Linked DNA regions of Mus musculus: region 1 is linked to region 2. The links are chromatin loops, found by intact Hi-C in ENCODE. Cell type or tissue: left cerebral cortex. All regions are shown on one strand. Links, peaks and the distances in the headings refer to the core of each region. The heading gives the core; the rest is flanking DNA. Region 1 holds the start of S1pr1 (sphingosine-1-phosphate receptor 1). Region 2 has its middle 32 kb from the start of A930005H10Rik.

Region 1 (16,047 bases), core at 4,716-12,715, 140 kb after region 2:
AGATACAGTGTTCACAGACGGGAAAGAACTTCCCCCTAGAGAGCTACATTCTGCTGAATGCTTAAAGTGTGAACACTGGCTAAAGCCGCTTTCATACAAGTAACTTCTCAAGGAATTAATTTTTCCATATGCCCTTAGCTAGAAAACTTCTAGACAGTTCCACCAGCAGTGTAGCACATATACGATGATAAAGAGCCAGGACATGAAGCTCCAATGAGGAGAGAGATAAGGGGAACCTCAGGATGACAGGCAGGTAGCAGCCAGGACTGCAGAAGTCAAGGCCTCCAGAAAGGTGTCTGCATGGATTTGGTGTGTTTTCTCATGTATTTGAAGGAATACTCTATGACTGTGTATTAACTGATTGTAAGTATACAGGAAATTGAGCAAATACAAGAAGATGCAGGGTCAGCAAAATGTCTCAGTGGGTGAAGGCACTTGCTGACATGCCTAACCACCTGGGACCCACATGGTGGAGGGATAGAACCAACTTTCCCATTTACTATCTGACTTCTACTTGTTCTCCCCATTACAGACAGACAGACAGACAGACAGACAGACAGACAGATACACACACAGAACTAACTAACTAAATATATCTTTTAAAGGGAAAGGAATATACAAAAAGTATATTTTGTACATACTCATGGTAGCACATATCCATGTTTACAGCAATTGGGAGTCTGAGGCAGGAAGACTGCTGTAAGCTTGGATGCTGGCCTGGGCTATAAAGTAAGTATCAGGCCTGACAGAGCTGTATAACAATTTATTTTTCACATTAAAACAAAAAGGTATATGTCTTCCACACGCCTGTGAGAGCAGTGTTTGTGAGGGGGAGGGGGGATAGAAAGATCAGCAAAGTTGAAACAGACATTCTTCTACCCGAATAATAGGAGTTCCGGAGATGGGAAGATGAAAATAACAAAGACATGAGTTCAGACAGTGTTCAGAACTGAAAAGGTGAAAGGGGCTGGGGAAAAGTTACATTATTCTGGAACACTGAGAAAAGAAGAATCCACCTATAGACAAGAAGTAAGGTAGATATGTCACATTCTGCATTCGGGAAGCTTTAAAACTAGACATTAAAGATAAAATGAAACCTTCAATTCTCAGGGATATAGATATAGTTATAGATATGGATATGGATATAGATATCAGACATGTAGGCTTTGGAACATTTACAGCACAAGTATTGTCTTTAAGAGTAAATTAGTCAACATTTCATCATGAAACTTTTTTTAGACATTACAGCATGGCAAAAATAAAATCTATAAATAACATTAAATACTACTAATACAACTATAGACATATAAACACAGGACTAAGGGATTTTTCCCAATAGCCATCAGAAGCATCAACAGGTCTCTGCCTACGGGAGGTGGGGAGCTGAGGACCAGCGAGCACCCAAGAAGAGACACTCGTTTTTACGAATCAAGTACTCTTTCATGTTCTCTAAATGATGTGCACATATTGGCTTGTTGAAGAATGGTTTTGTCAAGGCCGGAGACAAGACTCCATGGCTACAAGTACTTGCTGCTAAGTCTGACTAATGAGTTTGATCCCCAGGAATGACTTGGTTGCAAGGAGGCAATTGCCTTCCTCAAGCTGCCGGCTGACATCCCTGTGCATGCTGTGGCATCCTTGTCCTTCCCAACAGCATGCGCAACTAAAAAAGGTAATGAAACGACTGTTCTAAAATCAGAAAGAAGTGAATGAGAAGTTGGAGATGTGATCATGACAGCAACAGGAGATGCGAAGATGCTTTCTCTGTTGTTGAGGTTGCCATAGGAAGCCCTAAGTCTTAAAATGACTTAAAGAGAAGGAATATCACCCTCCGGGAAGTTGATGGAGGAGCTGTGGTGTGACTCACTGGCAGAGAGCTTAGTTAACATCAGAGAAAGCCCTGAGTTTGAGCACAGCACAGCTTCGCTTACCACCAACTGTAGATACAGTAAGTAAAGGAAACCGTGCAGAGACATAGGCATGTAGCACAAAACTGGCAACAGTAAGGCTGAGCCCAAGTCTGTTTTCAGGGCTCTACCATACTTATCTATGCAGTTTGGAGTGTTGGCAAGCAAGAAGGTTTATGGTGAACCCTTGGATAAGCAGAAGACAATGAGGTTTTGGTATAAGAAACACATAGATGTTGATACAACTTGAAGGCTAAAAGTCATCAGAAACCAATCTAGACATGCTGGCACATTCCTGTAACCCCAGCACTCAGGACCGAGGCAGGAGGCACTGGAGGCTGGTGTAAGAATCTGTGTCAGAAGAAAAGAACACACACACACACTCTCTCTCCACCCCCAACACACACACACACACACACACACACACACACACACACACACACACTGAGAGCGAGTAAGCGAGCGAGCAGGAGAGAGACAGAGACAGAGACAGAAACAGGGAGAGAGACACAGAGACACAGACGGGGAGATAGATAGAGACAGATACAGAGAAACTAAAAATATTAGAAAGCAAGCTGTGCCAGAGGTCTGGGGAGCAGGCTCAGTGGTTAAGAGCACTCACTGCTCTTCCAGAGGACACAAGTTCTGTTCCCAGCACCCACGTGGGACAGCTCAGGACATCCTGTAACTCCAGCTCCAGGATATCTGATGCTTTTCTCTGGCCTCCGTGTGAACCCCTACATACGTGTAAATAAAACCAAAAATAAATCTTTGGGAAAAGAAATAACCAAAAACTGTTTACAAGAGGGATTGCGCAATGGAGCCGGGTCTTAGGGTCTTAGAAAGCTTTGAGGGAGCCAGTGAGGTGGTTGATAGGGAAAGACTTTGCTTTTAAAGAGTGAAATGGGTTTCGCTTGTCAAGCAGGTAGAACAGACCTGCTGGGGGCAGCTCTGTTAATTGAGAGTCAGAGAGTCAGGAAAGGAAGGTTATCATACAGTTTTCTCTGTGAGAAATGGGAGACTGGTTGTTTGCCTATGAATAAATGAGAAAGAACTCGGTTGCATTTCCCTGGGTCTTGAGAGGCGGGATGAGTTGAAAAAATAGAAAAGAGAGTAGTCAGAAATTAACAAAGAGAAGGCATAATCAACTCCTTTACCTTTTATTCCCCAGATGGACGAGCATTTACTTATTGATCTATACTACATAGCTTAAGGATCCTGTGTCATTTCATCTGACAGCTCTTAAGGAAAAACACCGGCGGGCAGGGAAGCCACCTTGAAATTAGAACCCTGAAGTGAAGCCACCTTAACGGGAACAGGACATACAGCGGAAGTGTGTCCTTAAGTTTGTCCTTAGTAAGGTAGGAATGCAGGGAGTAGCTTCCAGCCAGAAAAAGGGCTAGACTTCTGGCCAGGAATTAGCTGGAGGGCATAGTTCTTAGAGCTGTCTTCTACCTGTGGGTCTTAAAGGGCGTGGTGCTAGAAACCTGGAATTTACCAGAACGCGTCGTCTAGGAACAAGCCTTGCTGGATTTTACCATTTGCCCAACGGTCTTACACATTTTACATCCCAGAGATGTATAATAACGGTGACCATTACCAAATCACTGTCTGCAAGACATCTGTGCTCTTTACAATACTTGGCCAGGCCTGCATGTTGTCCTCAGTGATGGTCAGAAAAGATTTCCCACAAGTAATTCTTTAGTACACTTGAGGTTTATCTAAGTGGTTTGGTAGTGGTGGTTATGATTCTACAGTCTGTCTATGGTCATGTCTCACATTAACCAACACGTTTAATATATCTGGAGCCCATGTTTTTCTTGTTTATAAAATTAGAATAATAATAATATGTAACTAATATATATATTCAGTAATTATAATCAGATTCTAAATCATATACATGTATATGATTTAGAATCTGATTATAATTACTGAAAGTATAAGTTTTCTCTAGGTCTGTAATGTGGGCACTGAGAAGCGTCAAGGAGGTAGCTAAGTTGGTAGAGTACTTGCCTAGCTTGCATAAAGCCCTGGGTTTGGTCCCCTGTTCTGTTTAAACATAAAGCCAGGTGTGATGGTGCATACCTGCAATAGCAACACTAGAAGTAAAAGATGGAGTATCAGAAACTGAAATTGTTTATGGTGAATATGAGTGCATTTTGAGGCCATCCTGGGCTACATAAGATTCTAATACCTATAGTTATGTAGACCTATATCTACACATGGGTCATATGGACTCTTGGTTGTCAATCTGGAATCAGCTAAAACCCAAGCAGCTAGGCATGCCTGAGAGGGGTTTTCTTGACAGGATCATTTGAAGTGAGAAGACCCACCCCAAATTTAGGGCATACCCTTTGGTGGCAGCCCCCCTAAACCGACATGGAAGAAGGAAGCTTTTGCTTTTTGCCTGCTCACCTTCACTCTAGCTGACAAGTTCATCTGCTCTGCTGCGGAGGCATCCCTTCCCCACTCCTAGGACCTACCTCTTCAAGACTTCGATGGAGGCTGATGAGCAGCAGTTCTCTAGGACTCCAGAACCAGACTGGGGTTGATGAACCGATTGGCTACTGGATGCTTGGCTTTTCTGTCAGGACATAGCCATTGTTGGACTAGCCAGCCAGACCACCATTAGTTCTGTTCCTTCAAAGAAACCTGACTATACAGTGTCAGTATTTTTCAGTATTTTTTTTCCCTTCTTTCTTTTTGTTTGAGACAAGGTCTCACTATATAGCCCTGGCTAGCCTGGATCTAACTATATAGACAAGTCTGGCTTCAGACTTACAGAAATCTACCCCACACTTGCCTCTGGAATGTTGGAATTAAAGGCATTTGTCACTATGCGTAGCCTATCTTTTTCTTTTCACAGTATTGGGAACTGAATCCAAGGTATTGCACTTACTAAGAAAACAGTCTACCTCTGCAATATACCCAAGCCTTTGCTGTGTGTGTGTGAGAGAGATATACAGTCTCAAGTATCTCAAGGTGGTCTCCAATTCACTATATAGCTGAGGATAACCTTGAACTTCTGATCTTCCTGCCTCTACAAATTCCTAGATTACAGACATGCACCATTGTGCCTGGCTATTTGTGTATATCAATGATATGGATGCATAGCTAAGTGGAATAACCCAAGCTTGAGAGCTTCACTCTCCTCCCACAAAAGAACACACTGTATACATTAGTAATAGTTTTATGCACATGTAAAGACAAGTACAATCAGAAGTACAAATGTAAGGAGTCCAAGTGCAGAAGTCTCCTCTGTTCAGGAAAGGAATGTGAAGTTCTAAGCTGATTGACAGCATTTGAGCAGACAGGCAAGACAACTTAAATTTGGTGACCCATCTCTGCCACATACTACCTGGACAATCTACAGGTCTCTCAGGGCTGAGGGATTGCTCATGGGTAGAACGGCCCATGCTACTCCATTGCTTCATGGGACAGTGGCCATCACATCTTGGGACAACAAAGTGCACAGTTCCCCTTTAAAGACCTCATAAATTGTTAGTGGGAGAAGGGGAAGCTAACTCCTTGCCTCTGCAGCACTGCGATAGACAGAAGTTATCTCCTCTTTCAAATGAAACCAGTCTCAAACTCTGTCTTTTCTGGAGGAGACTGGACGGCTGTTATCTTGGTTTCCATATTGTTTTGCAAGATCTGTAGTTTGTGGGTAGGTAAGGTAGGAAACTGTCAATGAGTGCTTCTAGGCAAATATGAATTAACAGCTACTTTTTTTTTTTTTTTGCAAGCTCATAAAATCCCAGAAGGTAGGGGTCTGTTGTTTGTTTCTTCTGTCTCTCTTGAGTCATTCAGGTACAGGGTGTGTCTGTTAATTGAAACTGCACAGCAGAGGAAGTTTTGTGATCACATCTGCTCAGGGTGGGAAGGCAGTGAGAACAGGGGACTTGGGTGGAACCACTTTTTAACAGAAGGACAGACAGACAAGGCATAAAGGCCTCCATCTGCTACTCAGACAAATCTGACCAAGGCCTCTTCAGCCTCAATCTAGCATTATCTAACAGTAGAAAAATGTGGACAAGGTGCAATTCCTTAGATTTGGGGATCTCTTAGTTATCTCTACGTAGACAGGGAGAGAAGAGGGGTCCAGCTTTAGGCAGGGGGCTGTAGGCACTGGCCAGTGAAAGGACAGGCAACCTCTTTCCCCTGTGGACATTCCTGAACTGCTGCTGGATTGTTTAAATCTCTGAGGCCAGGGCAGCAGCCCACCTCCTCAAAGGCCTCTGAGCTTCCCAGAATCTGGGGCACACCGCCTGGCTTTGCGGTCAGCTGAGAGAGGGGAACCCCCGGTCCAACATCAAGCACAGCACTGGCCCACTTCACCGTGCACCCGGGGAAAGCCACTTTCTGCCCACCAGACCGCAAGTTTCAAGGCTTCACCAGGATCGGAGTGGAGGGGGTGGAGGAAGAGGAGGTGGAGGACAGAAGCTTTTCAGTACTTCGGGGCTGCTCTCCTCCGACCTTCTCAGGATCCCCTCTCTGCGGCGTGGCTGCGGCTCTCCGGGCAGTGGCTCGGGTTTCCCCTGACCGCGTGGAAGTGGCCCCCAGGGCACCGGACCACTCGGGCTACACGGATCCTCAGGGCTGTGGGGTCTGGGACCAGAAAGCTCCTCTACCAAGTGCAGGCTTGTCCTCTGTCCTCTAAGATTTTTAACGAAGAAAAGTTTTCCCAGGGATCCCCATGCCTAGTTTCAGAGTCCGTCCCGCGCTGGGGACTGCGGGAAGCTGTGTGAATTAGAATTTAGGAGCTGCCAGGCTCCGCCCCTTCTCTTCCCTTCTCTCTGCTGGTTGGGGCGGAGGGGCTCCTATTCATTTGGTTTTATTTTAGTCACTCTGCCCCAGATCTTTCTGGGAGGCTGCTTCTTAGCAGCCCAGACCCTGAGGGGCCCCCTGCCGCTGGCAGAGGGCGGAGGAGTTAAAAGCATTAACCCCTCCCAGTCCCTTCCTAGAGGAGCCACCCAGCCTCGGCGGGGCGCTCAGAGACTTCGTCTTGCAAAAGTGGTGCGGGCAGCGCAGGCAGGGCTGGCCATTGGAGTGCACCGCTGAGGAGGGAGGGGACCCCAGCTCAGGGAACTTTGCGAGTGAGCTGGTCGCCGTCAGTCGCCGACAGCAGCAAGATGCGGATCGCGCGGTGTAGACCCAGAGTCCTGCGGACGCAGCTTCGTCCGGCTTGAGCGAGGTAGGGGGTTGTGAGCCTCGCAGGCTCCGGCTATGGGGCGTCCAGGTGTCAAGAACGAACCTTTAAACACAAACGAAACAAACAAAAACTTTGAGAAAAAACAAAGCAAAACGAACCCGGGCATCACCAAGATGCTATGGAGTCCTTCTTGACTGACTTCTTCTTGGGGCACGGAGTTTATGAAGTTAGAAAAAAAAAAAGATTAATTTCCAAATTATAGAAACGACTGGGGGAGGGCATGCTAGAGAAGCTGTGATTCATTAGAACGGAGAAAAGGGAAGACGCTTATTATTATTATTTTTTTTTTTTTGAAATCCTGTAGACAAAATTATCAGGCACCACGCCAATAATTTCCATTGCCTGAGAATGGACTGTAGCGATAAGAGTGGAGAAATGTTGAGTTTCGTAAGCTTTTGTCACAGAAATGACTACAATGTCTCTAGGGTCCCCTCCCCCCTCATTTGTTATAGAGTTGATCAATTACTGTGCAGACTTTAGAGTACTTATTTAGTGCTGTGTGTCCAACTTAAGTAGTGCTGTGTGCCCTTTAGGGATTGCTAGTTCTGTTGAGAGGAGGCAATGTTGGGGGTGTGGGGAGCGGAGGAAGTTAAAAGTGCCCATGCAAACTTAGCAGTATGTGTTTCTGGAAATTAATGTACCTGAAGTTAAAACAAAGTGGCGTGCTTCGTTATCGCTAGCAGGGTGACTTTCGTGTGTGTGTGTGTGCAAGTAAGCGTTGGCTAAAGTTAAAACTTTCTTAAGCAATCAGTTCATGGAGAAACGTCTAGGATTTGCTGCAATCTCTTAGGAGGGGTTCTCCGTGAATACCTTTAAACGTAATAAATGAACTTGTGGGGCGGTTGGGTGAGGCGGAGGAGTAAAGACAGAAGTTTTAAAAAGAAGAATAGGCAGTTGCTTCACGGAGGCGCCAAGCTTTCCTGTTTACTTCAAGGCCTGGCGGCCCACACCACACCTCGCTTTACCCTCTGACCATCGGACCCTCAGCACACCTGCTCCTAGGGAGTTATTAATAGAGCCCAGAAAACGGCTTACTTGTCAAATGACCTCCTACAAAGCTACTTTTTTTTTGGCATGGTAATGAGAAGGTGGGCTGGTCTCTTCGAGGTGTGTGTGTGTGTGTGTGTGTGTGTGTGTGTTGGGGTATGCATGTCTGCCCTGCACCCAGAATGGGCAGTTGGTGCCTTCTGTGAGCAAGCAGTCGATTTTCGCTTGAAGGAATCTCAGGGCTGGACACTGAACGTGGCAATGCCAGTGGAAATGGCGTGGGCTCGAAAACTAGAATGGGTGGCTCTCATTTCCATCTTGGTGGATTTAGTGACCCAAGGGAAGGTTTTGTCTCCTCAGAGTCTGGGTAAATTGTTTTTTCTACCTCTCTTTCTAACTTCATTTCTCTTTTGTTTGTTTATTTTTGTTTTGTTAATAGAAATGACCATTTGAGTTAAAAAAAATCCTCCCTGTGTCCTGTATCCTTAAAACAAATCATCAACAAAGTTGGAGCAATGCCTTGGCTAGAATGAATTATGCTAGTGTGCTGGGCATTTTCCCTGATTCTTTTCTTTGTAACTTGTTTAAGGCTGCTGTTTCTCGGAGGCCTCTCCAGCCAAGGAAAAGCTCCATAAAAGAAAAAAGCATTGGATTGCTCGCTGACCTGGCTTTGCTGTAACTGAAGGCTCACTCAACCTCGCCCTCTAGCGTTTGCCTGGAGAAATACCACCCCAGGCTCCTGGGGACACAATTAGCAGCTATGGTGTCCACTAGCATCCCGGAGGTTAAAGCTCTCCGCAGCTCAGTCTCTGACTATGGGAACTATGATATCATAGTCCGGCATTACAACTACACAGGCAAGTTGAACATCGGGGCGGAGAAGGACCATGGCATTAAACTGACTTCAGTGGTGTTCATTCTCATCTGCTGCTTCATCATCCTAGAGAATATATTTGTCTTGCTAACTATTTGGAAAACCAAGAAGTTCCACCGGCCCATGTACTATTTCATAGGCAACCTAGCCCTCTCGGACCTATTAGCAGGCGTGGCTTACACAGCTAACCTGCTGTTGTCTGGGGCCACCACTTACAAGCTCACACCTGCCCAGTGGTTTCTGCGGGAAGGGAGTATGTTTGTGGCTCTCTCTGCATCAGTCTTCAGCCTCCTTGCCATCGCCATTGAGCGCTACATCACCATGCTGAAGATGAAACTACACAACGGGAGCAACAGCTCGCGCTCCTTTCTGCTGATCAGCGCCTGCTGGGTCATCTCCCTCATCCTGGGGGGCCTGCCCATCATGGGCTGGAACTGCATCAGCTCGCTGTCTAGCTGCTCCACCGTGCTCCCGCTCTACCACAAGCACTATATTCTCTTCTGCACCACCGTCTTCACTCTGCTCCTGCTTTCCATCGTCATCCTCTACTGCAGGATCTACTCCTTGGTCAGGACTCGAAGCCGCCGCCTGACCTTCCGCAAGAACATCTCCAAGGCCAGTCGCAGTTCTGAGAAGTCTCTGGCCTTGCTGAAGACGGTGATCATTGTCCTGAGTGTCTTCATTGCCTGCTGGGCCCCTCTCTTCATCCTACTACTGTTAGATGTGGGCTGCAAGGCGAAGACCTGTGACATCCTGTACAAAGCAGAGTACTTCCTGGTTCTGGCTGTGCTGAACTCAGGTACCAACCCCATCATCTACACTCTGACCAACAAGGAGATGCGCCGGGCCTTCATCCGGATCGTATCTTGTTGCAAATGCCCCAACGGAGACTCTGCTGGCAAATTCAAGAGGCCCATCATCCCAGGCATGGAATTTAGCCGCAGCAAATCAGACAACTCCTCTCACCCCCAGAAGGACGATGGGGACAACCCAGAGACCATTATGTCGTCTGGAAACGTCAATTCTTCTTCCTAAAGCCTGAAGAAGCTGTTGATACTGAGGGAAGCATTCTGACTTGATCACCCACTACCCCAGCATTTCAAAAATGTCTCTCGCTCTCCACTGCTGCAAGGAAGGAGCAACTGGGAGCCTGAGAGAGGGAGGGAAGGGAGAATGTGCGGCCTGGTGATACCATGATGTAGGTAGGTAGTAATTGTGAACAATGCACTGGGAAGGGTGGAGATCAGGTCTGGCCTGCAGTGGGTTTCCTGCCCCCCCCTCCCCCGTACCCTGGAGCTTTGATTTTGCACTGAGCCAAAGGTCTAGCATTGTCAAGCTCCCAGAGGGCTCATCTGGTCCCTCCTCAAAGACTAAGGTCCCAAGAGAAAGTGTTGTGATCTCTCACTGTAATGTCAAAGTGAGTATGTGCCCTTTAGCTTGGTTGGGTGGTGTACATGTCCCCACCCTCCGGTTTCTTCTCACCCTGTCTCCCCTTACCACCCCTTCTTTATATCGTAACTGCCTGACTTTTGTTCATCAGAAGGAGGTTGTGGAGGGGTCTATTTCTTGATTATAGTGAGCAAGCTATTTGCTGGGAAGGCTATTTGCTGAGGCCAAAGTTTCCATGTAAACTGGGTCAAGTTGTTGGGAATTTGGTAGGCCATCTTTAAGATGAAAATGTGTTCCTTTTTTGTCACATGTTCCTTATTCCCATTACAACCACAATGGTTGTGAATGAAGAGTAACAAAGAATAACGAAGTCTACTTTATTTGAATTATACTGGGCAGAATCTTAGATGATACGGGAAAAGCAAAAAACAAACAAACAAACAAACAAACAAACAAAAATCTACAGCATGAGGTGAAATGTGAGAGTTAAGTCGTGCAGACCAAGAGCTGTTTCTTGCTGTCTTTCTCTAACCCCTACAGCACCTTTGGCACTTTTATTGATGATTTCAGAATGTTGTGTGATCCATTTCAACCAACTGGGGGAGAGTTGTATTTTGTTTAAAGAACATTTTCTGATTTTCGAATGTATTTGTTTCTTTGAGGTCATCTTATTGAACTTCTTCCTAACCCGTGTTAACACCACTGAATGTGTAGTTCTTAAGAAAGTGTCATCCTTTTGTACCCCCCACTCCCCAAAAGCATTACTTTAACTGACAGGGAACATCAGGAATTCTTTATTTCGGCTGTCACTAGGTATTGATGATGGTTATAAATGTTACAGAGAATAAAAATATATTAGTCTCTTTAGTCTGGTGTTCAGTGAGTGCAATTAAGCCAAGAAATGTCTTTTTTAAAAAATAGTATTTAATAGGTTCCTGACTTTTGTGGATCATTTTGCACATAGCTTTATCAACTTTTAAACATTAATAAACTGATTTTTTTAAAAGATTCTTTTGTGAAGAAAACTTTTTAAAAAATCATTCACTGAGATTTGGAGTTAAAGGTAAGGCCCAATTTAAAAAAGTTAAGAGAAGTTAAAAGCTTTTACCTTGATGAAGTAAGGTATGAAAAAAAATGTGGTTTGTTTAGAAACCACTCTAGCTTTTTCAGGAAGAGAAACTTCAATAAATTAGCATTAGAGACACGTGGAGAATATGAGAAAAACCATCAACCTTCTAAGACCACAGCAAATAGATACAACTATTTCAATTTTAAAGTGCAGTGAGGCCAAACAAAACCAAGTGCGATAATTCCATCCTAAAATACAGCCTTCTGAAGTTCAGCAATGGAGTCTTAAATCTATTTTAAATTATGACTAAAATGATCAGTTCAAACACCACAGCAAAAGCATACATACTTGGCCTTTTATCAACATACTGGGAAAGAGAAAACATGGCTAATGGGTGATAATGTTAAATTGGTCAGTGCTGTGTAAGTTTTTGGTTTGTGTATTCTTAAGACAAGGTCTCATGTGTTCTAGACTTGCCTCATGCTTGCTCTGAAGAGGAATGTGGGCTGTTGATCCTCCCACTTCCTCCTCCTCCTCCTCCTCCTCCTCCTCCTCCTCTTCTTCTTCTATGTTGGGCCCAGGTTTATGAAAGGCTGGGATTGAACCCAGGTCCTGACACATGCTAGGCTAGCACTTTACCCACTGAGCTCCATCTCCAGCCTCTAAGTTGTCCCATTCTAGGACATTGCCTTAGGATCTTATGAGAACACTATGGAACTATGCGATATCAATTATAACATGTAACAAGTGGAATAGTGGGTGGATGTTCACCCCTCCCACAGCTTTTAAACTTCCTCGGTTCTTGCCCATTTAACTGGTCCTACTAAAATGAAAGCAACTGTGAAACAAAGGCATGTAGCATAAAGTTCTAACAGTTACCTCAGAGTTACCGCCATCTTTGCTGCAGATTAGGTCAGCCTATTGCTACTTTTCAGAGTTTGTGTTTTCAAGTGTCATTGAGTTTACACAGGTCAGGACACAGTTGGGACATGAAGATAAACCTCACCTACTAGAGTAGATGTCATTTCTGGGTAAGGCTAACTGTGGGAAACAGAGTGTGTTCGCTAAGGAAACCTTAGGTCATAACCTCCAGCTTCCTGAAGGAAATGCCAAAAGTGCTCAGAAGACAAAGGGCCGGGAACAAATGCGAATGTCTCTATCCATCTGTCTGCTGGGGCGGAAGGGGTGACTTCATGTTCCACTCACTTCCTCAGGCTTTCGTTAGAGAGCCAGGCATAATGGAAAAGTGTGTCTATTTTGCTTCAGTGGATGATAAAGCTCTGCTTTTGGACTTATCTCCAAGCACAAGGTGACTCATGACATCGGAGCATAGGGTGGCTCATTGGTGACGGGAGGTCAATCTTCTTGCCCACCTCTGAGTACATCATCCTGTGGACGTGCATTCTTCATAGCTCTGCCAGACAGTGGATCTTGTTTGGAGAAAGCGGGGCAGTTGTAGATGTGTGGAAGCCCCAGTTCTAGTCAAGACACAAAGACAAAGATGAAGGGGTCTTTGGTTGCATCCATTGTGTATATCCGATTTTAATTGAGTACACTCTAAGTAGTGAGGATGAGAAAATCACTCAGTGACTGAACACACACACACACAATCTCTACATATGTGCATGGAGACATAGCTCAGTTGGCAGAGAGCTTTTCTTGCATGCAGAAAGCTGTGGGTTCCATCCCCAGTATCATAAACCTGGTGTAGGTATGGCAGCAATCCCAGGAAGGTGAAGCAGGAAGCTTTTCAGTTAAATATTGAGTTTGAAGCCATCCTAGGATATATGAGACCATGTCTGTAAAACAAAACAAAACAAAACAAAACAAACTAACAAAAACCAAGAAGAACCCCTAAAGTAGTCTTAGTCAGGAGAAGTGAGGCATATAAAACTACTTACATATTTGTATAAAAATCGAATTAGTTCCAAATATCAGGAAAGCTACAAAAGGACATTACATACATAGTATTTGATCCCCAACATTAGTAGCATCACAGAACACTCTCCAGGGCTGTCGAGATGTCTTAGGAGGTAAAGGGGCTTGTCACATAAACCCAATTCTGTCCCCAGAGCCCGTTAATAATAGAAATTGGACAAGGGAGTGGTGATTCAAGCTTTTAATACCAGCAAATGAGAGGCTGAGGCAAGAGGATAAAGAACTCAAGACCAGCTTTAGCAAGTGACAAATTGGAGGCCAAACTAGGTTATGAGACTATCTTAAAAAACTAGAGCTGTTACTATGACCAGTTCCTGTAATATTATTGTTAGGAATTTAGAAGCTTTAGTGCAAGTTATGACTTCAATCACCCATGCTTATTAGATAGTATATTCTATTGAGTAATATTGGCACTTCATCTGTAATTTCTAGAATCCCTATTTTTCTCCCCAATGTAAAAAGTCTGCCCTATAAAAGTAATCATTTTAATCAATTTGGAATTATGCCGACTTCTTCTCTGGACATTGCCTGTGTTAATAAACTGTCCAAAGCTGAGTGGTGGTGGCACACACCTGCAATCTCAGCACTCTCAGAGGGCATAGAAAAGTGGATTTCTTTTAAGTTTCAGGCTAGCCTGGTTTCCAGAGTGAGTTCCAGGACATCTGCAGCTACAAAGAAAAACCCTGTCTCAAAAACAAGTAAACAGTCCAAAGCCAACCAAACAAGGAACCTGCCCAACACATATTGTAATACGTCTAGGACTGCACTTTCTTAGGCTTTGGACCCTTTGCACCTATGTTCTTTATATCACCAAGATTGTTCACGTCTAAGCATTTGTTTGGAGATGCTACTCAGAAAGGAAGACTTCCAACAAATGATGGGTATTTCTAGTGAATGCTATAAAATGAGGGCTTGCCCAACTCTCAGTGGTAGCAATCCCATGTTTAATGGGAAAGCAGGCTATAGGACCAGAGTGGCTCATGTTAAGGCATTCTATGTACAGAATTTCTAAAGACCTTCTTAATAGACACTGGCTTTGCTGCTGGGCACATCTATAATCCTAGTATTCAGGAAGCCTAAACAGGAAGATTGCTGGGAGTTCTGGTTCTCATTTAAAACAAAACAAACAACTAAACAAACAAACAAACAAACACTCCCCCAAAGAAAACAAACCAAAACTCATTGGTTCAAAAATTAATTTCTAGCTAGAAACTGTTATAATAAGCATGGCAAGTATTTGTAATGAGCTTTTGTAGTTTGTTTGTAATATTATTGTTTTTATATAACTAATTAGTTACTTTTATTTCTTTGAGACAGGATCTTGTATAGCCAAAGCTGGCATCAAATTTATTTTGAATTTGAGGCATACACCATCACACCTGGCTCTAGAATTCTGTTTTGGGGGCAGGGTGTCGTATAGTCCAGGCTGGCTTCAAACTGCTGGAAGATGAGCATGAACATAGTAGGACTTTGCTTTGACTGATCAAGTTCCAAGATTACAGGTGAGTGCTACCACACCCAGTTGACGCAGTGCTGGATGTAGAACCCAGGACTTCCTGTGTGCTAGACAGACACAGACATGAGCAGAGACACTCTATTAACTGAGCTGTATTCTTTTTTTCTTTTTCTTTTTTTAGATGACTCATTCCATTCTTCTGGTGGTGTTTTCCAAGGCCCCCTAACTAATTTTTATCAAACTAAATTTGATTGCGTTTATTTTTAGAGTTGAGATGTTTGCATTATTTTTCCCTGAATAGTTTCTAAAGACACTGAGGGAGGAATTATAAATGAATCAAAACCAAAAGAAAGCTTCACAGATTTGAAATATCCTTTTCCTGTGAACGTGGTAAGTAGTGTTGGTGGGGCTCGTGTGTGTGTGTGTGTGTGTGTGTGTGTGTGTGTGTGTGTGTGTGTGTGTGTGCGCGCGCGCGCGCACTTGAGTGCGCATGAGTGTTAAGATAGGGTCTCAATCTGTAGTTCAGGCTGTCCTTGAATTTACAGTTGCCTCGGCTTCCTGAACCCTGGGTGGCATGAGTGAATTACCCTGCCCAGCACAGTAAGTTCTTGAAGATGGGAAAGACATAACAGGTTGCACCATCTCCCTCATGTGTTCGTTCTTCCTACCTACTTTGATGTGCTTCCCATCACTCAAGGAAAAGGACTTAGTTGAGCCATCTGCACACGTCTTTGTTTCTGATGACAGCCATTGCACATTGACTACTACTCAGTTACTACTAATTCTTTTTTTTTTTAAAAGATTTATTTATTAATATATGTAAGTACACTGTAGCTGTCTTCAGACACACCAGAAGAGGGAGTCAGATCTTGTTACGGATGGTTGTGAGCCACCATGTGGTTGCTGGGATTTGAACTCTGGACCTTCAGAAGAGCAGTTGGGTGCTCTTACCCACTGAGCCATCTCACCAGCCCCACTACTAATTCTTTAAACAATTTGTATGAATCTCAAAGCCATTGTGTCGAGCAAAGATAAAACACAAACAACAGGCCAATCTTCTACTTCAAAAGCTCCTGAAGTGGAATTTGGAAGAAAGCAAAACTGGCACTGGTGAGATGGATCACTGGTTAACAGGGCTAACTGCTCTTGCAGAGGGTCTGAGCTGGGTTCCCAGCACCCACGTAAGGTGTTTTACAATCCACTGCAATTCCAGTT
Region 2 (16,047 bases), core at 5,427-13,426:
TTCATTTCTATAAAAATTTTTATTTGGATTTTTGCATTATAGAATTTCTTTCCCTAATCTCCATGTTTTCCTTTACATCTTTGATCCTGCCTATAATACCTAAAATAACTACTTTTAAGATCATTTTTCTTCTTTCTATCATTACTAAATTTTTGTTTGCCTTGTTATGTTGCAGTTTCTAGCTTATTTGCATGTCTAATACCTTTTGACTGGATGCCTCACCTATGAATTTTGCTTGTGTATACCTAATATTCTTATTGGTCACTCTATTTTGTCATATTTCTTTAAAGAGTGCTAGAGCTGTTCTGTTGTGCATTTAAATAATCATACATCAATTATATTCTTTTAAGGCTTGTACTTAAGCCTCGTTATTTTAAAATTGATGAGAGCACTGATCTGAGTTCCTGTCTGTGCAATGTCTGAACACTGCTGTTTTGCATACTTTGCCTAGTTTTCTACTTATTTATGGTGGTAAAACAATGATCATGGCAGATATTCTAGATATTGTTTTTGTTGCAACAACCAACTATCAGAAAATGAATGGGTTATCAGCAATAGAGATTTATTTTTCTTAGTTACGGAGACAGGCCTGTTTCTTTACATGGGTCACTTTTCCAGATATATTTGGTATTTTTCATCATATCCTCACGTTGTAAAAATGACAGCTCTCAACCCCCACCCCCCTGTAAAAGACGGTAATCCCCTTCATTCTAATATTGTCATACCGGTGATTAGACTTAGGCATGTGATTTGGACCAGAGGGGAACAATTAGTCAAAGTGTTGTAGTGGGAAATACTCATATGTAGAAACAGGCCTATTTTTATTGTTGATCTTTAAGAACAATTTTTAGTCATAAACCATCATCAATACTGTTGATCTAAAACAATAAGGTTGTTGTCAAGAGTTTGAATAATCCCCTCCACCCCCTACTCTGGCCCTGCTCGAAGACCAAGCTGCACATCTGCTACAAAAGAAGAGGGAAGCTAGGTCCAGTTCCTGTATGTTCTTTGGTTGGTGGTTCAGTCTCTGTGATTAGTTGATTCTGTAGGTCTTCTTGTGGTGTCCTTGACCCCTCTGGCTTGCTCATTCTATCCCCCACTCTTTCATAAGACTTCCTGAGTTCTACCTGATGTTCGGCTGTGGGTCTCTGCATCAGTTTCCATCCTATGCTGGATGAAGCCTCTCAGGAGACAGTTATTCTAGGTTCCTGTCTGCAAGAATACCAGAGTATCTTTAGTAGTGTTAGGGGTTGGAGCTCTCCCATGGTATGGGTCTCAAGTTTGGGCAGCCATTGGTTGGCTGTTCCTTCCATCTCTGCTCCATCTTTACCCCTCAATATCTTGTAATGAGGACAAATTTTTGGTTGAAGGTTTTGTAGGAGGATTGAAGTCCCCCTCCTTACTTTGAAAAACCTGTCTGGCCATTAGATATCCCTCTCTGGGAGGCATCTCAGCTGAGCTCATCTATGCTGTCTGTGTGTCATGGCTCAAACTGATAGTCCTTGCATTCCGGAGGCTGAGGTGGGAGATTCAAAGCCAGTCTGACTACAATTACAGACTAAAACTGTATTTATCAAAGACAAAAACAGAACCCTCCCAAAGACCAAGAAAGAAAATGTCTGAAGTATATTCACAAGTATTTAGTGAGAATGACACCAAGCAGGACCAGGCTGCAAACCAAAGATAAGAAAACTTGGGGACCAGGAGAGTAATTGACCATATTGTTAGTATTTTAATATTGTATTGTCGTATTGGTATGACAAAACATCTGTGAGAAGCCATGTAAGAGAGAAAAACCTTCTTTAGGCTCCTATTTTCAGAAGTTTCAGACCATTGTTGGCTGGCTCCACAGCCCCATGCAACGCTTATGGCATGGCAGAAATATCATGGCAACAAGGCATTATGGTAGAAGATGACTTGCTTCATGACCACTGAGAGCTAGAGAGAAACGGGGCAAGTGATGAAGCCAACCCTTTCAAGGTACACTCCTAGTGACATAATTCTACCAATGAGGTCCCTCCTCATAGTAACACCATCAAATTAAGAATCCATCATTGTTAGGAACCTAGCATAACTGTCCTCTGAGAGGTTCCACCCAGCAGTCAATGAAAAGAGATGCAGATATCCACAGCCACAGATGGAGCTAGGGGAGTCTTATGGAAGAGTTGGGAGAAGGACTGAGGGCCTAAAGAAGATAGAGACTCCATAGGAAGACCAATGGAGTCAACTAACCTAGCTCTTGGGCATTCCCAGATCCCCAAATATGGGCTAGACCTGGGCCCCCTGCATATATCTAGCAGATGAGCAGCTTGGTCTTCAAGTGGGCCCCCAACAACTGGAGCAGGGGCTGTCTCTGACTCTGTTACTTGCCTTTAGATCCTGTTCTCCTAAACTGGCCTCAGTGGGAGGGGATGTGACTATTCCCACAGCAAGTTGGGTGGTTGGGTGGTAGTGGTGGTTAGTGTGGAGGGCTAACACCAAGAGGGGGCTCCCTCTTCACAAAGGAGAAGCGGAGGGTGGAACTGCGTGAAGGTTACTGGAAGGAGAGCGGGATTGATATTTGGATGCAAAGTAAATAAATACATTTAATAAAAAAACGAGAGAGAGAAAGCATGAGAGCATCATTGTTAAGGTAACAGTCCAGTCACCTTTCAATATCATCATCATCATCATCATCATCATCATCATCATCTCACCATTTGGGATATGATGCCTGTAGCAGGTGAAACTTTTAAGTTGAGGCTAGGGATGGGGTGTGAGTGTGGGGTGACACTTTGTACCTAAACCATAAAACCTGGAATGAAAGGTTCACAAGGTTCAAAGCCAAGAAGTGTGCTTTAGCCCTGAATTGGTCAATTAGTCAGGATTTTCTGGAGTAACAGAACTTATAGAGTAAATGTCTGTCTGTCTATGTGTGTATATTTATGTATTATGTATGTATGTAAGTATATGAGTTTGAATCCAGCAACATGGCTGCTCTGGCAAGGGATCACATCCAAAGACTGTGAGATCTGGCTGGAATGCAGACACATGACACACCTTTAATCCCTCTGGCTGCAATACAAACATGCCCTTAGTACACACCTTTAATCCCCAATCTATGAAGGTAAAGTTAATTTGTGGAAGGAAGCAGCCACATTTGAAAGTGATTTCTAATTGATGGGTAGACAGAGTGATGAGTCAGAGAAAGATTTGACAGAATGAGTCAGAGGTAGGATATGCCCAACTCTCAGGAGAACAGACAGGAAGGAGAGTATACTTAAGAGCAGTGCAGACACACACACACACACACACACACACACACACACACACACACACACAGAGAGAGAGAGAGAGAGAGAGAGAGAGAGAGAGAGGTGAACCCGTTCATGCAGTGCAATCAGTGCAGTGCAGCTGAGTTTGTTCCTGAGTTCTGTTCAGTTTATGCAGGTTGTGCAATGCAGGTCAGCTTGGAGAGGAGTTTGAGCCAGAACAGCTGAGTTGAGTCAGCCAGCCAGAGTTCAGAAAGAACTAGAAAGACTGAGCTCATCTAGCAGTAAGCCTCTGAGATGACAATTACATCTGGCAAATAAAAGTTACTTTGCATATGTATGTATGTATGTATGTATGTATGTATGTATGTATGTATATAAAGGGTATCTTTTAGAATGACTTACAGCTAATACAACAGTAGCTAGCTATAACAGGAAATAAGAATCTGAATCTAAGAGTCAGAAGTTGCTGAGCCCACTAGGCTAGACTTCAGTATGTACTGGGATCCTGAAGAAGTAGGCTCTAATGCCAGAGAAGGAATGGACTTGCTAGCAAGAGTGAGAATAAGCAGGCAAAGAGCAAATCCTACCTCCTTCCATGCCCCATCGGCTTCCAGCCTCAAGAGGCATGTCTTCTCTCAGCTCAGAAAGATCTGGATTAAAGGTGTGTCTTCCTACCTCAGAGAGTCAGATTAGAAGTGGGTCTCTGTACTTTAAATGAAGCAAAAATACTTCCCAGGTGTGTTCTCCATTTTGGGATTTTAGTTAACTCCAGATGTAGTCAAGTTGACACAAGCCAGGTGGTGGTGATGCACGCCTTTAATCCCAGCACTTGGGAGGCAAAGGCAGGCAGATTTCTGAGTTCGAGGCCAGCCTGGTCTACAGAGTGAGTTCCAGGACAGCCAGGACTACACAGAGAAACCCTGTCTCAAAAAACCAAAAAAAAAAAAAAAAAAAAAAAAAGAAAAAAGAAAAAGAAAAGAAAGGAGGTTAGCAGGCATGATACATGCCTTTAATCCCAGCACTTGGGAAGTATAGGCACAAGGATCTCTGTGAGTTTGAGGCCAGCCTGCTCTACATAGCAAGCACCAGGACTAATAATAGAGAGACGCTCTTTCAAGAAAAAAAGAATAGCAGTCACAAACCCAGATCTTTTTGTTGTTGTTGTTGTTGTTGTTGTTGTTTGTTTTTTCGAGACAGAGTTTAATCCCAAATCCTGGGATTAAAGGCATGTGCCACCACATAAGTGTGTATACATATGAGTGGTTTGTGAGGGGAAGACTTGTGGTATAGTAATTTGTTTAGGTAAAATTAAGTAAGGTCAGTGAGATAGTTCAGCAAGGCAAAGGTACTTGCCATCATGCCTGGCCACTGAGTTTAATCCCTGGGACCCATAAGGTGGGAGGAGAGAAGTGGCCACTGCACATTGTCCTCTGACTTTCATCAGTCAAAGGACACACATGCCTCTCTTCCCTCATATAGACACACTAAATAAATAATAAATACGCAAAATATTTACATATTAATCACATTTTAACTAAGAAATTAAGATATCTAACAGCTAAGATAACAATCTTACAATTTAATCTATGGAGACCACTTTGCAACCAGACAATTCCCTGCACTTCACTTCTGTATACCAGATTGTTAACCAATCCCTGACACTATTAATGATACTCTGTTATGCTTGCAGACAGGAGCCTAGCATAACTGTCCTCTGAGAGCCTCCACCCAGCAGCTGACCAAAACAGATCCAGAGTCCCACAACCAAACATTAGACAGAGCTCAGGAAGTCTTGTGGAAGAGTTGGGGGAAGGATTGAGGAATCTGAAGAGGGTAGGGACTCCATAAGAAGACCAACAGAGTCAACTAACCTGGACCTTGGGGGCTCCCAGAGATTGAGCCACCAACTAGGGAGTATGCGTGGGCTGGACCTGTTAGGGTTCGAGATCATAGGAGAATAATACCCCAAACTCAAATAGTATGCAAAAGCAAAGAGTTTATTCAGCAGAATTTCCTGCATGCATGTGTGGGTTTCCCCACTTGGGAATTGAGAGCCTTGGTGGACTAGCAGGCCCAGCTTTTATTGTCAGGGGAATTCCAGGGAGGGGCGTGTGCCCTTTTGCCTTGATTGGTTAGCACTATCCCTAAGGGTTTGACTGATTTTATAACTGGTTGGGCTCAGGAGACTTCCCAGGGGGTGGTTTACTCATTCTAGCTACCTATTCTTACTTCAGGCCAGATGAAAAGGTGCCCTTGGATTGGCTGCACACTGCTGTGGTTGGCTGACTATGGATTCTTGGATTCCGATTCTCATTTCTGGGAAACAGAAACTTAGGCCTAGCCTCCAAAATTGCCAGTTTGCCGCCTGTCGTGGAGTCACCTCTGCTCTAGCTAACTTAGTCCTCTCAGACCTAGGACCCCTCCCCCCCCACGCACATGAAGCAGATATGCAATGTGGTATTCATGTGAGTCCCCCAACAACTGGAGAGGGACTGCCCCCGAATCTGTTGCCTGTCTGTGGATCCTGTTCCCCTAATTGGGCTGGCTACCTTGTCTGGCCTCCTGCAGTGACTTGATGTGCCAGGGTGGGGTGATATCCAGGGGGTCCTTTTCAGAGGAGAGAGAAGAGGAGGTATTGTGGGGGGGGGGGAGTCTGTCTGAGGAGGGACTAGGAGGAGGGGGTTGAGATCAGCATGTAAAGTGAGTGAATAAATTAATGGATGAGAAAACATGTGTACAGGGGATAACACTGGGGCAGAAGACTGGGTGACTGGAAGGGATGAACCTTGAGAGGAGACGAAGCAGCAGCGATAGAGCCAGCATCCTAAGGCAAAGCTCTGAAGCACACCAGCATAGATAATGGGGATGGGGATGGAGGGGGCAGGGACAGGAGAAAAGCAGGAGTAGTGAGGGATAAAACAAGAGAGGTGAGGGCAAGGCGGCCAAGTGTGCAGGGCCTTAGGCTACGGTAGAGATTTTGAAATTTGTGTCCAATGAAATGACTTCAGAAGCAAAGACTCCCTCCTAAAATTCAAGGAGCCCTGAAACAAAATGCCACAGTGCCCCCTCTTAACCAACTAAGGAGAACGGTCTCTACCCTGAATTATATTCTGAGTGGAGATGATTCTGTAAGATTACCAATAGTTCGGTTTTAGGAAAGGAAGAGTTGCCTAGTGATGCGACGGGGTCTGTGGTCGCTAGAGTTCTTAGAACAGCTCGACAGTTTCTCGGGGTTTCTGACTTTCACCTCTCTAAAGTGTTTGGCAGAAAGTTTCAGTAAAAGACCGCTGGTATTTTCCTAAGACTTTGGTGTATTATTGCTCTGACTCCGGTGTCAGAGCACCCGTTCTATTAGCCGTTCAATCTCAAATCCAACAAACATCTACTTTGTGCCTGTTACATTCCAGGACCCATGGAAAGTACTGACAGATGTGCGATTACTTCCGAATTCATGTCAGTCAAGGGACTGAGATTTAGACATAGGTAGGGGGTGATGTAGCAGCTGCCCGGTGTGTACTTGATGGGCAGTTGGACGGATGACAGATGGCAACTGTGAGAATGGTGCTGCTTCTGTCTGAGGATGTCAGAACGGAGCAAGAATTCATGTTTGACCATCAGCCCCATTAGGACGGGAGACGGCTCATCTTCTTTCCTGGATCTAGTACAGAAAACTATTAATGAATAATTAATAATTATTCATTATATTCAGAATAATTGATGCTCAGTAAAATTGTATTGAATGAATGAATGAATGGGATGTTGCATAGAGTGAAATGGGCATAAGGTTTGTTCAGGAGATAGGTCACACTATTGACAAGTGCAAGAGAGCTCGTGCAAACTGGACAACGATGTGAAGCCGTAGTAGCAAAACGATTTCCGTCCAGATTTGTGAAACAACTACATTTTTTAAAACACAGAAATGTCTATTTTCCAAGCTCATTCAACTAGTATGTTTACAAGCAAGAACTCTGAAATCAGTGTAGATTGGCACTGTCCTAATGATACAAAGATCCGCTTGAGTAAACTTGGTAGAAAAAAAGAAAATTACAGATTTTGACACCCAGCAAAAATGGAGTATCTTTCTCACTCGTTGTTACATGTCAGCCTTCATCAGGTACAACAAACCCTGGAAGTGATTTGCACTGAATGACAAACGAAATTGGACAAAATTCACTTAAAACTGGTTCACACCAGCTTGCAGCGTGTACTATTAACAGCTAAGATCAAGTCACAAAACCCTATTTTGAGGAGAAAGGGTTTAGTGAACCCTAGAAATTGGGTTTGATTTATGCCAGCAAATCTGCCTTTTCAGGGCTCGAGATTTCTAAGGAAGAAAGCCACAGTTCTTACCAAATGGTTTCTAAGGAAACTCCTTACCCCACAGCCTCTGAAAACAATTTGGTCGTTAATGAGAGCTCCTTCTCACGGTGGGAAAGTGTTGACTAAAAGAAAAGGCTCCTAGACTGGGCAGGCAGTCTGTAAAGATGTTCAGTGTGCTGCAGTCACCTTTACCAAGTTTCTACTCTGAGTAAACATTTTTAGGTCCCGTTTCACAGTCGTCCTTACTCATAAGGATACTTTTCTGAGGAAGCTGGGACAGTAGCTGAGCATACCCGCTGACAAATGAGCTTGCACATGCATTCAAACAAGCTGCATTCCAGAAGCTGGCCACTCCATTGAGATTTTTGGCTGGTGTTGGAATCCAGCAATGTAGGATTTACATATGAGTTTTAAATGATAAATATTAAATTAGCATGAATAAAATAGATCTAAAAGCCTAGACAGCATTGCATATCTTGAATTATGTTTTTAAAATGTACTCTGAAGTGTCAATAAGTTATTCTTATTTTTACTTCAAGTTTTTCACCCCAAATTAGTTGCAGTTTTAATTACAATCCTTTTTATAATAACTTCATGATGCCTTTTGATATATAATGAAACAGCCTGGTAGTTAAAGACAGATGCTAGTTACTCTCAATTTGTACTGAAGTCAGATTTCAAAAATCCTTGCCTGCAATTTCTTGATAACCATTAGGTAATAAAAGCAAAGGAAATTCATTCATAAGTATCAGTAGACTTTTTATTTCAAGCTGTATTCAGAAACATGAATGAATAAATGATAGGAGCCAAAAATAAAAAATAAAAAAAGCAACCATTACAAATTCAGAAGAAAATGTTTAGAAATCTTTCTTGCCCTGGGAATGTTGTCCATTTTCAAGTCTTTGTTAAAATATAACAGTCAGTTGTTGAGCCACTTGGAAACCACTCAGGGCATCACTTTGTCCATAGCTGCCGTCAGTCCATCTGTCCCCAAATACGTTTTCTGCTTTAGACTTCTGTGCGGAGGAGAGCTGCCAAGCTTCTTCTTGCCCTCGGTTGCTCTCCTCATCTGACTGCTACCTCCTTTCTCTTTCTCCATGGGTCTTTGAACTTCCTTCGCCGAGGACAGCCGCTTTCATCTGTAGCTGCTTTGGATTGGGGAGCGAACATTTTTTTGCCAATGAAAACAAGGGCAATAAGAAAACCAGAAGAGCTGCAAGGGCTCTGCGTGTGTGACAGCTCTCTGGCTGCCCACATCGGGTCTTCTTGCATAAGAGAAAGTGCAGTGCAATTTTATAGAAAGTAATGATAATGCTCTTGCAGAACAGTTTCTGAAGTTGGTTTTGTTTTTTTGTTTTGGTTTTTCGAGACAGGGTTTCTCTGTATTGCCCTGGCTGTCCTAGAAGTCACTTTGTAGACCAGGCTGGCCTCGAACTCAGAAATCCCCTGACTCTGCCTCCCAAGTGCTGGGATTAAAGGCGTGCGCCATCACACCCGGCTTCTGAAATTGGTAAATCTTGCCAGATACATGGTGACAACGGTGAAGATGTCAGTCCATCCAAGGTTTCTGGGATGGAGAGTAAGAGCCGAGAACAGGGGGTGTGGATGTGACAGATACCTTACGTGCTTGTGTGGAATTTGGACAGTGAGCGCCATTATTCTGCACAACCAACACATGGTAGTCAGGTGTTTTAAGTGATGTCAAACATATTCTGTCTCATTGTTGCCCTTCCTTTTCCTGTTTCGGTCACCTTGTATCAGGCACTAGGTCCAAATGTAGCCCGCCTGATTTTCTCTTGAAACATGTCATTACTAGCAAACAGCAATTTGCATTCTAGGTGAAACGTGATGTCTGCATGACAGGCCATTGTTACACCTGCTCTTGTCTAGAGCCTAAAGATTGCACGCAGTGATGAACATGAGGACTCTAAGCCGAAAGATGGCTGGCTTTCTGTTCCCTTTCCTCATCTTTTCATCCCATCTGCTTTGCTCTTTCAGACACACTGAATGAAGTGAAACTTGCTCTCCTCTGAGTCAAAAGGGCAAAGTGGGGTTTCATGAGTTCTATCTACATGGGTCAAAGCTCCGAACTGTTGCTATTTGGGACTGGGTAACTCTTCCCTCTGGAAGGCCCTCCTGTGCTTTATAAAACTTGGGTCAGTATCCTTGGTTTCTGTTCCCCAGAGATGTGGTGACCAAAAATGTCTCCACACATTGTCCAATGTTCCTGGAGAAAAGTCATCCCAAATTGAGAGTTGACTTTAAGCTATGGACACCATGCAGTGTGACTAAGATGTGGTCTTCTGATGGGTGTGTATCTTGAGTCTGCCATGGTCTTTAATGTCCTCAGTGTGTACTTTGTGCCAAATATTAGAAGAACCACAATGAGTAAAACAGCCCTCAACTTGAAGTAGCGTGTAGTGTGAGGTCAGAGAGTTCAAGAGCATTGGTTCTCCACTTCTACCCTGGGGATCAAACTCAGGTGGAACTCAGTGCCTCGAATTTCCTCCACATCTGTAATAAATGTAGAGAATTACCTATATGTGTATGCTATTAAGCTACCTCCAAGCACTGGGAAATCTTAATAGTTTTCTTTAAAGTTTTTATTAAATAACTGATTGTCTTAGGGTTTTACTGCTGTGAACAGTCTCCATGACCAAGGCAACTCTTAGAAAGAACAACATTTAATTGGGGCTGGGCGATCAGAGGTTCAGACCATTATCATCAAGGCAGGGAATGGCAGCTTCCAGGCAAATGTGAGGCTGGAGGAGCTGAGAGTTCCCTCTCCTGTTTTGAAGGCTAGGAGAAGACTGGCTCTCGTGTGGTCTGGAGGAAGGACTCGTGGCCCTCTCCCACAGTGACACACCTACACGAACAACGCCACAGCTCCTAATACTGCCATTCCCTGGGCCAAGTGATCATACTGATGCTTGTACAAAGGATAGATTCAAATGCATTGTTTTGTTTTACTGATGTGATAGTCAATTACTTTTATGTTTGATATTTTTTTCTCTGTATCTTTCATAAACCCACACTTGTGTTGTGGGTTTCTGTCATATGCAGAGAGCTCTTATTGTTTGAACAGGTGTCCACACTTTGAACATTTTTCTGAGCCCATTCAGGTTTAAAAGAATAATTGTTGATTAAGAAGATGTCGCAAAGCCAGGCGGTGGTGGTGCACGCCTTTAATCCCAGCACTTGGGAGGCAGAGGCAGGTGGATTTCTGAGTTCGAGGCCAGCCTGGTCTACAGAGTTGCAGGACAGCCAGGGCTACACAGAGAAACCCTGTCTAAAAAAAAAAAAAAAAAAAAAAAAAAAAAAAAAAAAAAAAGAAGATCTCTCAAGTGTGCAACTGGAACAAATTCCAATTGCTCATCTTACCATTGTCAAAATGTAAACACCTTTAAAAAGTAAAAAGTAATTATTGCAGCGTCTATAATGTCATGGCTCTCAATCTGTGGGTGGAGACCCCTTTAGGGGTTGAATGAACTTTTTTTTCACAGGGGTTTCCTAAGAACGGACAAAACAAATATTTACGTCGCGATTCACCACAGTAGCAAAACAACAGTTTCAAAGTATCAACGAAAATAATTTTTTGGTTGAGGTCAGCACAACATGAGGAACTTTATTAAATTTTTGCAGTATTGGGAAGGTTGAGAACCACTGCTACAACAGAATTACAGTGGAAGATGCGTGTACTCCCAGGAGTCACAAAGTACACGCAAAAGAATTTTGTGAGTGAGGCTAACCTGGACAACATAGTGAGTCTAAGCTACTCTAGGGAGCAGAGGGAGACTCTTTCAGAAGTAGATAGATGCTACATAGGAAGGTAGCTATATAGATGGACTCAGGTAGGGCAAGGTACAACGTATGGCATTAATAGCACCTTCGAGCTGACACAGTACTGAACAAGTTACTGCACATAAATAAAATAATTACTTTCCGGGAATATAACACTCTCCTGGTGTTTGTCCAGACCTGTGTGCATAGAAAGCAATTCAGTGAATCTGTAATAAAAGTGTGAGTTGTTTTGTTTTGTTTTGTTTTTTTTTTTTTGGTGTGTGTTTGCTGGTAAAGAAGCTTTAGGGAGGTATATAGTTATTTTATTTTTAATATTTATCAGAGATCTATAAAAATTTTAATTTTCGACTCTGGCATTGTCTCTCTATACTTATAGGAGTGTTTATATCTATATCTATATCTATATCTATATCTATATCTATACCTATACCTATATCTATATCTATATCTATATCTATATCTACATCTACGTCTACATCTATATCTATATACATATGTAATTTTATTTCAACTTACTTTTTATCCAGTGGTTACTAAACAAAAGAAGCCACGTGAAGCACTTCTCAAACATAACATATTTACTGTAAGTCCCCAATGAAGAAGCTAGAGAAAGTACCCAAGGAGCTGAAGGGGTTGGCAGCCCTATAGGAAAAACAACAATATGAACTAACCAGTACCCTCAGAGCTCCCTGTGACTAAACCACCAATCAAAGAAAACACATGATGGGACTCGTGTCTCTAGCTGCATATGTAGCAGAAGATGGCCTAGTTGGCCATCAATGGGAGGAGAGGTCCTTGGTGCTGTGAAGGTTCTATGCCCCAGTATAGGGGAATGCCAGGGCCAGGAAGTGGGAGTGGGTAAGTTGGGGAGCAGAGGAAGGGGGGAGGGGGGAGGGGATTTTTGGAGAGGAAACTAGGAAAGGGGATAACATTTGAAATATAAATAAAGAAAATATCTAATTAAAAAACAAAACAAAACAAAAACCTCATGAAAAGTCACTTAGAGGCTTGCAAAATGTCTCAGCAGTTAAGGACTCTTGTTACTTTGTATCCAGAAAACACTGTATGAGTTTTGACTCTTAGAAATAGAACCTAACGATATTTCCTCATCTATTCTGCTGAGAGGAGCAAATGAAAATTACTCTGATTTCTAAAACTGTATTCCCCCTTGACCTGTGTGCTTCACCTCCAAATTTGACAGAAAGGGCTAGAAAGAGGCTCAGTTGATAAAGTGCTTGCTGCACAAGGCTATGAGCCTAAGTGTGGACACCCAGCACCCACATAAAATCCAGGTGCGGTGATGTGCACGTGTATTCCCAGGGCTGGAACATAAGAGACTGGAGCTCACTGGACAACCAACCTGCTCAACCCGATGAGTTCCAGGTCCAGTGCTTCAATTGTGACTGAGGAAACAATGCTAACACGGACCTCTGACATCCATGTGACACACATGTACATGCACACACACAGTCACACACCAAATAAAGAAGACAGCTATGTATGTACAGCACTACCTAAATGATAATCTCAAATCTAAACGGATAACACTTCATATAGTTAAAAGAGATCACTTCAATCATGTTACTGTAATTTCCTTAAACCATGTGGTTAAATCCAATTAAATAGAAATTTTGAAAGGGGGGCTATTTTAAAACCCCATATTGGTATAATGAAAACTGTCTTGGGATAATTTTCCAAACATCTTATCCTGTGATGATTGCTGGTTGTTCCCAGGCAGGATCAGCTCGGTTCACAACGCTGGGGCTTGTATTACAATCTGCTCATTTGGGGAGCTTATTCATGCAGCCAATTTACATGTGAGTGTGAGAAAGAACATGAGCGAGAGGAGCAAATCATGGTCTGTGCAAAGCAGGACCTGCAATCACTCAGACGTGAACACTGGAAGGAAGTTTGCAGTCACTTTCATTGAGCCCCTTGGGGGAGGGTGATGAGCTGATGACTCCCTGCTAGGTTAGTACTGTTCCCATTTCACAGATGAGGTAAATAAAGTAGAAAGAAGTGAAATGACCTCTCAAGGTTGTGAGGCTGGGGTGTTGAAGTCCAGAGAACTATTCTGTGCTTCCTACTGCCTAAGTTTGAAAAGTCAAAAAGCTTCCATGGGGTTTTACACACAGAGGGAGCTTTGTTTCATCCAGAGCTTCAAGTGTATCGTGACTTGCGCTAGACATCAGGAACAGAAGGTGACCTGTAAATCGAGGATGGCTTTTTCTCTGCCAAGCACCCCTCCCAGCAGCCTCGCACGTTTCCCTATGGTCAGGGTTAGTGCAGCTAAATGTCTGTTGCAGATGGGGAGAGTGTGAAGGGTTTCTTGCAGAACCCACTGTGACACTAAACTAAAAATGAAAATTGCCATTTTTCTTTAGAGAAAGATCTTTTAAAAATGAATTCTCTATGAAATAGCTATCTCACCAATATTCTTTGTAGCCTGGTCACAAGCTCGTTACGTTCTTAGACATACATCATTTGTTTTCACATTTTGGGCCAGAGCAGATCTCTTCTGGTCCCATTATGACTCTAGTACAGAGATGGCCCCTAAGGTTTTAAGCAGATCTCAGATGTTGAGAGCCCAAGCCTTGGCTTCCCTTCGGAACCTGAGAGCAGGGAGTGAGTAGCTCTGGGGCCAAGCCTGCCGAGGGTTGGACTGGGGCACTGGGGTGTATTAGTTGCATGAGCACAATCATTCATTGTGTTCCTAGGTTGACTGTTTGAAAAATGAGAATAGTTATATCCACCCGTAGGATTGCTTCGTAGTTAGAGGAGAACTGTATATATTGGTTAACATCAGATACGCTATATTATTTTACTTTTTTTTATGCCTGTGACTGAGCGCTCTTAGTTATAGACATGAAAGGAGAGGGAGAAAACTGGCTACATTTATTTTCTTGAGACAGCATCTTATGTAGCCTAGGCTGGCATCAACCGTGGAGCTGAAGATGGCCTTCAACTTCTGAACCTCCTGAATGGTGGGATTTCAGACATATCCCACCACACCCAGTTTTAATGGGTGCTGGGGATCTGCCTGGAGGTCTGCAAAGTGAGCTACATCTCTAGCCCTGCCTGTAGATTTTAAAAATGAACTCACATGACTAAAATATTAAATGTCTAACACTGTTCTTTGGAAGTGATCTCTGCATTTCTCTGGCCCATTTCTCTTGGTATTTGTTTCTCAAAAAAAAAAAAAAAGTTCTTTCCATCGGTAACCCTATCAGTGCTCAATCTACTTCTTACCAGTTTTCAGTCTAGCATTAAAGAAAGAAAAAAAGAGAAAGAGAGAGAGAGAGAGAGAGAGAGAGAGAGAGAGAGCTATCCTCAGACAAATCTATAAAAGTCATTGCTTACTTTGATTAGAACTTTTGTGTGTTGATCCCTGAAACAACGTCAGGTCCAGGATGCCTCAACAATTTGATTGTCCAAGCCTAGATCATAAAATCAGGCACCGTTTCACCTCTGTTCACCTCTGCTTCAAGACAGAAGGTACAGGAAGCATGGGACAATGTAAATGTTACCAGAAGCAAGGAACCCTGCAATTTAATCATGAGTTTGTTACATTCTAAGATTATAATAGATGTGGACACAGTATTTACTCTTCTCTGATAACCATCGTTTTCTCTTGTGATGTTGACATTATAGGGTAATAGACCTCATCCAAGCCCATACATGGTCATACCTGATTAAGATTCCCCAAAGGGAGTTTAGCCACTTAGCATCTTTGGTTGCAAGAAATATGTGAGTGCTTACGAAACCGAGGCTTTAGTTACACAACAGATTCAGTCGACTAGCCCACAGACTTGAAGGCATCGCTGAGAAAACAAGCTTCAGGGAGCTTAGAAAACAGGACAGTCCTGAGGACTTGAGCCACAAAAGCTCATGGACCCTGTGGCTAGGTCTCCTCAGGGCATTTCCATTCAGGATTCAAATTGCCAAAAGTTGGATCAAACCACACTGATGTAAAGGTCCAACCCTGTGATTTAGAAAATAGTCTCCTTTAAACAAAACAACAACAACAACAAAAAAAAAAAATCACAAATTCTAGTTAAGAAGATGCACTGAGGAGGAGGTGGTGGTCAAACAGAAACAAGCCGCAGTAACTGGAGGCCACACTATGATGCCAAGATTCTTGCTCAAGAATGTGAAGTTAGAGTCCAAAACCAAACCGTGTGAGTGACTTCTAGCTTAGGGGTCGGGTAGATTGAGACTAGAGCTGTAGTAGGAAGTGTTGCCTGTGCCCTGACTACTAGCACCCTGACCCTGCCTGCCCTCGCTGGTTGCAGGTAAGGTGGTACAGAGTCAACGACAAAGACTCTGGGTGGGTACAGGTGAGAAACGCCACAGCAAGCTCATCTGAGCACTGCTGCAAGCTCCTTCAATACCCTCCACCCACGCCCCATTGGTCCCAAGAAAGCATCCCTTCAAAACGGCAGTTCCGGATTGGCTGGCATTGTCTGCACCAGCAAGCCTTGGTTTCTCAGGTAGTCCTCAATTAGGTCCCCCTGCAGGAGACGCTTCTAGCTGCCCCGAGCGTTTACATAGAGTTGGCCCCACTGTTCTTGCTACAGGGAAGCAGAAGAAAGAGCTAGTAGTGACCGAAGGGGGGGGGAAAAAGGTAAGAGATGTTTCCAGTGGATCACAGTCACAGAAAGCCATCTTCAGA

Evidence for each region. Hi-C counts contacts between places; a loop is a spot of excess contacts. Peaks named below come from ENCODE experiments on the same cell type or tissue, not always from the same donor. Only the 100,000 strongest peaks of a DNase experiment are listed, where the experiment ranks them.
Region 1: it touches region 2 in a loop (8-fold over the local background); 4 of 42 quality-filtered maps call a loop at or near these places.

Annotation. Positions count from the first base shown.
Region 1 is chr3:115,705,763-115,721,809 of GRCm38, reverse strand. It overlaps S1pr1 (sphingosine-1-phosphate receptor 1), which reads left to right and starts at 6,755. Exons shown (of 2, transcript NM_007901.5): 1 at 6,755-7,101; 2 at 8,696-11,377. The coding sequence starts at 8,867. The coding sequence ends at 10,015. In left cerebral cortex, for the core only: CTCF peaks have their summits at 6,821 and 8,824; DNase peaks (open chromatin) are centred at 7,668, 8,276, 8,791, 9,352 and 1 more place; H3K4me3 peaks cover 6,797 bases; H3K27ac peaks cover 4,827 bases.
Region 2 is chr3:115,848,369-115,864,415 of GRCm38, reverse strand. No RefSeq gene overlaps it. Among named protein-coding and RNA genes, the nearest start is that of A930005H10Rik, 32 kb to the left of the region's middle. In left cerebral cortex, for the core only: no CTCF peak of the experiment used is centred there; DNase peaks (open chromatin) are centred at 7,573 and 8,647; H3K27ac peaks cover 860 bases.